Regions from separate parts of the Homo sapiens genome. Here region 1 is linked to region 2. The links are chromatin loops, found by intact Hi-C in ENCODE. Cell type or tissue: Caco-2. All regions are shown on one strand. Each heading gives the region's core, and the rest is flanking DNA. Links, peaks and the distances in the headings are about the cores only.

Evidence for each region. Hi-C counts contacts between places; a loop is a spot of excess contacts. Peaks named below come from ENCODE experiments on the same cell type or tissue, not always from the same donor. Only the 100,000 strongest peaks of a DNase experiment are listed, where the experiment ranks them.
Region 1: it touches region 2 in a loop (2.7-fold over the local background); 12 of 110 quality-filtered maps call a loop at or near these places.

Annotation. Positions count from the first base shown.
Region 1 is chr10:7,621,094-7,624,515 of GRCh38, forward strand. The region is part of intron 5 of ITIH5 (inter-alpha-trypsin inhibitor heavy chain 5); the gene reads right to left. Among named protein-coding and RNA genes, the nearest start is that of ITIH5, 44 kb to the right of the region's middle. In Caco-2, for the core only: no CTCF peak of the experiment used is centred there; a DNase peak (open chromatin) is centred at 2,060.
Region 2 is chr10:7,539,744-7,544,504 of GRCh38, forward strand. It overlaps LOC105376391 (a long non-coding RNA gene), which reads left to right and starts at 1,656. Exons shown (of 2, transcript XR_930632.2): 1 at 1,656-1,893. RefSeq lists an enhancer at 1,746-2,605. In Caco-2, for the core only: a CTCF peak has its summit at 2,269; DNase peaks (open chromatin) are centred at 1,538, 1,838 and 2,208.

The DNA.
Region 1 (3,422 bases), core at 923-3,422, 81 kb after region 2:
TGCCCATAGAAAATAGGCATGTAGCTTACACATGGTCTGTGTGCCTTACACATAGAAAAGTGTCAATAAAATGTGTTGTATGCAATTAGGCAGCACTTAGATTATCTCTAAGATTCTACAATAATTAGATTAGACTCTCTTTATGCTGCCAGCATGTACCTACTTAGTCTTGCTTCCAATCTCGTGAAAATGCTTTTTACAAGCTCCCTGAATTAATACCATTCATGGCTGAGTAAAAGCACTGGGGATTAGAAAGTATAATTTCTCTGTCCATCATTCACTCGACTAGGCTCTTTGATATGGACCATGAGGAAGGATACTGTATGATTATTTTGGCTTCCTAGTGACCTCTGGTTTTACTAGCTCATGATGAAAATTCATGAGATTCAACTAAATGGGATTATTTTACACACCCAAAGAATGGGTTGATTCTCAGTTTGGTTACTCACCAAGGAGCCTGGTTCCTGAGGCCAACCACCACCCAGGAAGAAGCAGACAGTAAATGTGACCCAATAAATTTTTCACTACTTTTTTTTTAAGTTTACTGGGAGCAATTCCAGAGGAGCATCTCTAGAAAATAGAATCATCTTTTTATTAAGGGGGAAAAAAATCTGTTAAGTAGGTTCATATGGGCTGTTCCACCGTTACTGACCAAAATCCCAGAGCAGAAGAACATGACTCCGTTTTTCCTTGCTGTGAATGGGGGCTCACCCTGCTTACCGCCACAGATATTTCCTAAGCACAAAAATGAGTGTCACCCGCAGGGTCATCAGAGTCACAGGTTAATGAAGACCGCAAGGAAAGACATTGGTGCAGAACAAAAAAGAGGAAGAATCTGACCCACTTGTCTAATGAGAACCCATGTCTCTTTCCTCCTTCGTGTTCTCTCCTTCTTGCCCACTTCTATGGTGAGCTGGAGCAGCTGCTCCGATTTGAGGGAGGCCAAGTCTTCTAATCCCATCTTCCTGTCTTCATGCAGGCATTGGTGATCCCATGCAAGACAACCCCAGGGACACACAACTGCCTCTCCTGCCCTCGGGAAAATTCATTCATGCTCTTCCTCCACTCACTGACTCTTCCCTGCCTCTCAGGCCACCAGGACTCCCAGGGGGCTCTCTTCTTTTCTAAAGCCCAGTATTTTAGAGCAAGAAGTTTTGTGTTATCTTTGCAAACTACAGAATACCAAAGAGAGTGGGTTCTAGAGTGTGACTGAATCAAAACGACTGACTTAATATTCCTGAGCTTCAGTCCCACATCTGTTACATGGAAACAATTCCACAGTCACAGAATCATTGTTGAGATGTAGTGAGATCTCATATGTAAGGTACCCCGTGTGGTGCCTGGCAGACAGTAGGTGCTCAATACATACTAGCTCCATCCTCTTCCCCTTCAGAAGTAGTTTTTTGTACTTTGTCCATTATGAAAGGCAACTTATAAAGAAAAAAATGCTCTTGGATAACATACAGTTCACATTTTGTCATAACAGTTTTCTCTATACCACTGAAAGCTTGAAAAAAACAATATTTTAAAAGGACAGACACATAATAAACATTCATAACAGGAAATTCAATATATATACACATTATACATATGTCAATATGCTTATATAAAGAATAATCTTTAAAAAAAGAATAATCTTTACAAAATATAATGAAGTCAGTAGCTGTCTGAAAGTCCCTTAAAATTATACACAGAATTTTGCACGTAAGCGTAAATGTACATTTTTTTCTGAAGAAAGGATGCATTGATTTTGCCACATTCTCCAAGGACTCTAAAGAAAGTTAAGAACCATGTTTATAAGTGCCATTAAATATTCCTATGTCTGATCCTATTAGGTAATGACAAAGTACTTTATAGCTTGTGCATCAGAGTTGAAGAGAACAAAACATATGTCCTTAGTGATGTCCTGATACATGGAGGTTGGTCGCAAACATACAATCTTTTCCTAGACAATTATCACATGGGGAAAGATGGCAGCCAACTGCTATGTAAAATGCCAAAGGTGAAAAGATTGAGAAGAGCCCCATGCTCACAGCCACGGGCTGGAAGCGCCACCCTCTGGGTTGATAGGGAGAGGGATTTCCTGGCCTCTGTTTCCTGAGGGTCTGGGTTTTGGCTGCTGTCGGAGAAAAGCAGCCAACACCTGGTGCATTGACAAAAGGATTTCCCAACACACGCTGCCTGCTCATTTCCTCTTTAGAAAGAAGCTTAAATTGTCTATGTTTGTTTATGAACCCTGCTTACCTGGGATCCAACGAGGCAATTTCTTAAATATATGGAGGTCAAAAATACTGTGAATAATTGGAGCACTACCCTCTGAGGGTGGCAATAAAGATAAAACTCAAGCAAATCAGCAGAGGATTGAAAGAAAAACTGGTAACACAGAGGCAATGACGATGAGAAGGAATTTGGTTAAATACCTTCATAAGGCCGGGCGTGGTGGCTCACGCCTGTAATCCCAGCACTTTGGGAGGCCAAGGCAGGCGGATCACAAGGTCAGGAGATCGAGACCATCCTGGATAACACGGTGAAACCCCGTCTCTACTAAAAATACAAAAAAATAGCCAGGCGTGGTGGCAGGCGCCTGTAGTCCCAGCTACTCAGGAGGGTGAGGCAGGAGAATGGCGTGAACCCAGGAGGTGGAGCTCACAGTGAGCCGAGATTGCACCACTGCACTCCAGCCTGGGCGACAGAGTAAGACTCCATCTCAAAAAAAAAAAAAAAAAAAAAATACCTTCATAAGTCTCTTACTATCCACAGTTTTCCTTTGGGAAAGGATTTTTCTTCCCCCTACGTGAATGTTTGGTATTTTAAATCCTTTTGGAAAACAGCATCATATAGATATGATAGCAACACATAGCACAGAATACTAATTCAAATTTATAGCTGAAGGGATTCAAACTCAACTGTAGTATTTTATAGTTAAGTAGATGTTTGCCCAGGTTTCTTAGCAAATCAGCTTTCTTCACTGCTTATTCAATGCTCTTCCTTCCTAAAATAATAGATTCCCAACTCTCAGTTTTCCATATTTGAAAAAATTTCCCAAGAGAGACTATGTGTGAAAACAAGTACAACTACCTCACCCAGCAAGCACACTTTCTAAAAGTTAACCCTTAAAAATATGCATTCCCAGGCCAGGCACAGTGGCTCATGCCTGTAATCCCAGCACTTTGGGAGGCCGAGGTAGGCAGATCACCTGAGGTGGGGAGGTCGAGACCAGCCTGACCAACATGGAGAAACCCCGTCTCTACTAAAAATACAAACTTAGCGGGACATGGTGGCGCATGCCTGTAATCCTAGATACTCGGGAGGCTGAGGCAGGAGAATCACTTGGACCCGGGAGGCAGAGGTTGCAGTGAGCCAAGATCGTACCATTGCACTCCAGCCTGGGCAACAAGAGCGAAACTCCATCTCAAAACAAA
Region 2 (4,761 bases), core at 998-3,497:
TTAGAATTAGCAAAGTGACTGAGAGTGAGCCTTGGGGTTTATTTTTTGGAAGGAGTCTAAAAGTCCTTCCCACAAAGCACTCCAGCTCCATCTAATGCAATGCCTCTGATTTGTCATAGGCAATTTCTATGAACTTACGCTGTTTTCCCAGTGGACTGGAGTTTATGTATCTCTCTTAATCTGCACAGCCCAGTGGGGAGAGAATCTGTGTTTGTTCCCCTCCCATCTCCTTGCTTACAATTCCTGCTCCCAGCTGGCTTCAGGAACACCCTTGGCAGAGGGGGTAGTGGACCCTCCCTCCATCCCCAAAAACTTAAAGAATGTGCCTTGATTAGAAGCACAAAGCAGATCTCAAGATGTGCTCAGCAGCTGTGGACACCCTGGAGATAAAAAGGAGAGGGGGCCGGTGCCTGTAATGCCAGCACTTTGGGAGGCCGAGGCAGGAAGATCACTTGAGGTCAGGAGTTCGAGACCAGCCTGGCCAACATGGCGAAACCCCATCTCTGCTAAAAATACAAAAAATTAGCCAGGCGTGGTAGTGAGCACCTATAATCCCAGCTACTTGGGAGGCTGAGGCATGAGAATCGCTTGTACCTGGGAGGAAGAGGTTGCAGTGAGCTGAGATTGCACTACTGCTCTCCAGCCTGGGTGACAGAGTGAGACTCTGTCTCAAAAAAAAAAAAAAAAAAAAAAGAGAGAGAGATAGAGAATGTAGAGGAATGGAACCATTATATTACATATCCAAAAAGGGAACAATCCACTTTTTGGTTTAGAACATGACATGTTGTCTTCATGCCAAGCCATCCTTTCCAAATTGTGTTCTATTAATTTAATCTTATGATTACTTTGTATTGATTGTCTAAAGCCCTCACCAATTTGCGACAGTAAAATGCACCCTGGAAGGATGTTAGGTTTAGGAGAGATGCAAGTTGATACCACCGGCCACTGGCCACCAGGTCTCCATTCACAGATAACAGACTTTTGTTTCCATTATCAGTTGACAAATAACAGCTATGTGATTGACTGGGTGAAAAATAAATTTACTGTAGCGTGTTAGTTGCACCATTTCACTCCCTTTATATTTTTAAAGCAAAGATTAAAGTTCAAAAAGAAGCCTCATTTGGTGTTTTTCACGTCTGATGGTAAACTACCTGAGGACAGAGACAGTTGGTTTCCTGGGAGAAAACCCCATGGCTTATCACCAAACAGCGTGCAAACAGTAGGTGCATGGGTGGGGAGGCCTCAATAGTGTCACATACAAAGAAAGGAGTGAAAGCCTGACATAAATTCTCTTCCTTATCCAAAAAGCAAAGCTATCCTATGCAGAGGAAAATGGAGCTGAAACAAGTATGTCTCTTTCCTTCTTTGTATCCCACGACTGTAACCACAGGTATGGCTCTTAGGACCTGTGGAGTCATTCACTGTCCAAAGGCCACGTAGGCTCATTCCTTGTTAGAATAAGGTTGCCTGTGCAGACGGCTGGTCCTGTGTGCAGGCATCTGGGCTCACGTCTCCCAGGAGGGGAGGATGGGGCTGCCGTTGCTGTTGCCATGGCCCCGTGCAGTGTTTCCATAACACAGCCGGCCCACATCCCAAGCAGGCCTGCTTGGACAGTTTGCCCTGCATGATGCGAGACAGGCTGGAGAGGGATCAAGGACCCTTTGGGATTGGAATTCTGGGTTTTGCGTGTGAGAGTTTAACTGGCTAAGACCAGGCCAGTACATGAGCGCAGGCCCAAGATCCGAAAGGGAAAGTCCTGAACGCCCCCTTCCCCCTGTCTTTTCGGCGGGGCTTTGGGAGTTTGCAGGGTGTTCTGAGTGTTTGGGCCTCAGGGATTCTCACCTCCGGGAGATTCCAGGAGCTGTAGGGGGTGGAATGCGAGTAGGAGGAGAGGTGAGTAATGACTGGTGGACCCGCATGGGCTAACTCTTACGGTTCAAGGGTTCAGGAAGAGATTTGCAAACGTCTCTACTCTACTTTGTCTACAAAAGAACACCAAGGAATTCAGAAACTTAATTTGAAGTGGAGTTTTTGGGGATTTTTTACTTCTTGGCAGTGGTAGGCTACCCACCATCTGGGACCTGTATGTGTCATTGAAAAGAAGGTCCCCTCTGGCATGAGTGGAGTGCGGTAGGCGTGGCCTGGAATCCCTGGGTGGCCTGACAGCCCATTTTAATCAGCAATTCTACTGGAGTTCCAGTGACCCAGGGAACAAAGTTCACCACTGCTCCTTACTCAGAACTGGTGATAACGTTGACAGGGCTGATGGGAATCCTCCTGCTGGCTGCAAACTCCACCTGCAGCAGAGACGGGGCTTCTAGGGAGACAGGGTCAGTGTGAGTGAGTGCTGCTGGGTTTGCCAGGCTGCTGGAGTGGGTGTACTACTCCTCAGTGTGCAGGGGGCATCCTCTGCCCCAAACCGACCCCATCTCATCTTCCCTTGCTGATTCCTCCTGGCTGCTTCCATGATCCGTCCTACTTCCCAAAACAGAGAGGATATCTAAATATCATTTTTCAACTTCCCCAGCTGGTAAATGATGAAATTATTATATACTTGCCTTTCTTATCTTTCTACCAAACAGTAGGTTCCTTGAAGACAGACGTCATTATCATTCCTGCTTATGTTCATGTCCCCTAATTAACAGGCTTTGTGCTTACCTAACAAGTATGTGGCACGTATCTGTTTAAATAGCATAAAACAAATATCTCAGTGTTTGCAGTAGTGGACATATACCAGTAAAGTGTCAAGGGTGCCATTTCAGAATCCCTTAATCTTCCAGCAACTTTTTGGTGACCACAAAGATGGTGTTTTGCCTGTGATGCCCCACTCTCCTAATATACTATATGGAATAATGACTTTCTATATCCGTAATCAATATTTACTTTGAATATCAGTAGGTTGAGTTAGTAGTTTGATTCTGGTCCCTTGTTTACTCTGATGCAATCCCCTGTAAGAAGGACCTGACAAAGTGCCTGGTGAATGGGGTTCAGTACATGCCAGTACCTTTTCTTTCCCTGCTAATGCGAACTTAGCAATAAGCACTCACAGAAGTGAGAGTCTAGAGCCTTGGTTATTGGCTGTGACTCTGCCATCACGCTTAGGTGATCATTAAGACATCATTTGGTAGTATCTTTCCTCTGGCAAGGGGAAGAGATGGCTGTTTTTGCATAGGGATAAGATATTATCTTTAAAGCACTTTGTGATCCCAGAAGAAAAGTGTACTCTAAGACCCTGGAGCACTACCCCATTTCTCTACTGTTATTAACAAAATAAATGTGTGTCTGGCACAAGGACTTACACTTAGCAGATAACTCCCAAACTATCAGTGTAGTGGTGCATTATTTTTTGGCCACTTGGTCTTTTTGGGCAAATGCCTAACTGTGGAGACTCCCCCCACTTTACCAGTCCTGCCTCCACGTGGGAGCTTTGGCGGGGTTTATTTCTTGGGGCCAAGTCTCAACAAGTTGAATAGGAAAGCTTGGCAGCCCTAAGCTTCTTCTTCATCTTCCCTGGGGCACGCTCCTATGAGCATGTTAGGAAAGAGATTTTTAGGACAGCATTTCAGTCTCGGTTCTTTGGTCTTTTTAGTTAAAGGTCCACGGCCCTGATTTTCAGACGGACATAGTTGTACCAGCTAGAGCTCATAGAGAAGAGAGATTTAGACATTTGCTACTCCAAGCACAGTCCACAGGCATCTGTGTGGGCCTCCCTTGGGGGAGTGTTGGAAATAGAGGATCTGAGACTCATGCCCCTCCCCCAACACCGGAATTGACCTGGCACCACATTCTCCAGGTGACTCACGAGCACTTGCACCTTTGAGAAGACTGATGGAGACAAATGCCCGGGAAGCCGTCTGCAGACCCTGGAAAGGGGGTGTGCACTTGACCCAATCAGAGGCAGTCGTTTGGCTCAGCATCACAGAAAACAGATGTATTAGTCCATTTTCACATTGCTGATAAAGACATGCCCAAGACGGGGAAGAAAAAGAGGTTTCATTGGACTTACAGTTCCACATAGCTGGGAAGGACTCAGAATCATGGTGGGAGGCGAAAGATATTTCATACATGGTGGCGGCAAGAGAAAATGAGGAAAATGCAAAAGTGGAAACCCCTGATAAACCCATCAGATCTCGTGAGACTTATCTGCCACCACAAGAACAGTATGGGTGAAACCACCCCCGTGATTCAAGTCATCTCCCACCAGGTCCCTCCCACAACATGTGGGAATTACGGGAGTACAATTCAAGATGAGATTAGGGTGGGGACACGAAGCCAGACCATATCAATGGAAAATTCCAGAAGGATATGGAAATAGGGTGTAGTTCCAATGCAAGTTTCACCATAGAAGCTACTAGGCTTCTTCAGCTGCAGATCTGGGGCAGATCAACCATCTAATTAGGCCCTGCCAAGAGGGTGCCTGGGAAGGAAGGCCGTGGCAGGCAGGAGGAAGAGGAAAGAGAGGGTGCAAATTATCTTCCTATAAATTTTCAAGTAACCTATATGCATTATAAGATTTCCAGGCACTACGTAAGAGCATAAAGTAAGCACCGGACATGAGAGTTGCCTTCCTCCGAGATTGTACTCATCATATGGAATTGATTAAGAGCACAGACTGCCATTGTTTGAACCCAGCTGTAGCACTCCCCAGCTGTGTGATCTCAGGCAAATTATGTAACTTCTCCCTGCCTCCATTTCCTCAGCTGAAGATAATAGCAGGGTTGTTGTGAGGGTTCAGCTTTGACGTGTGTAAAGCACTTTCAC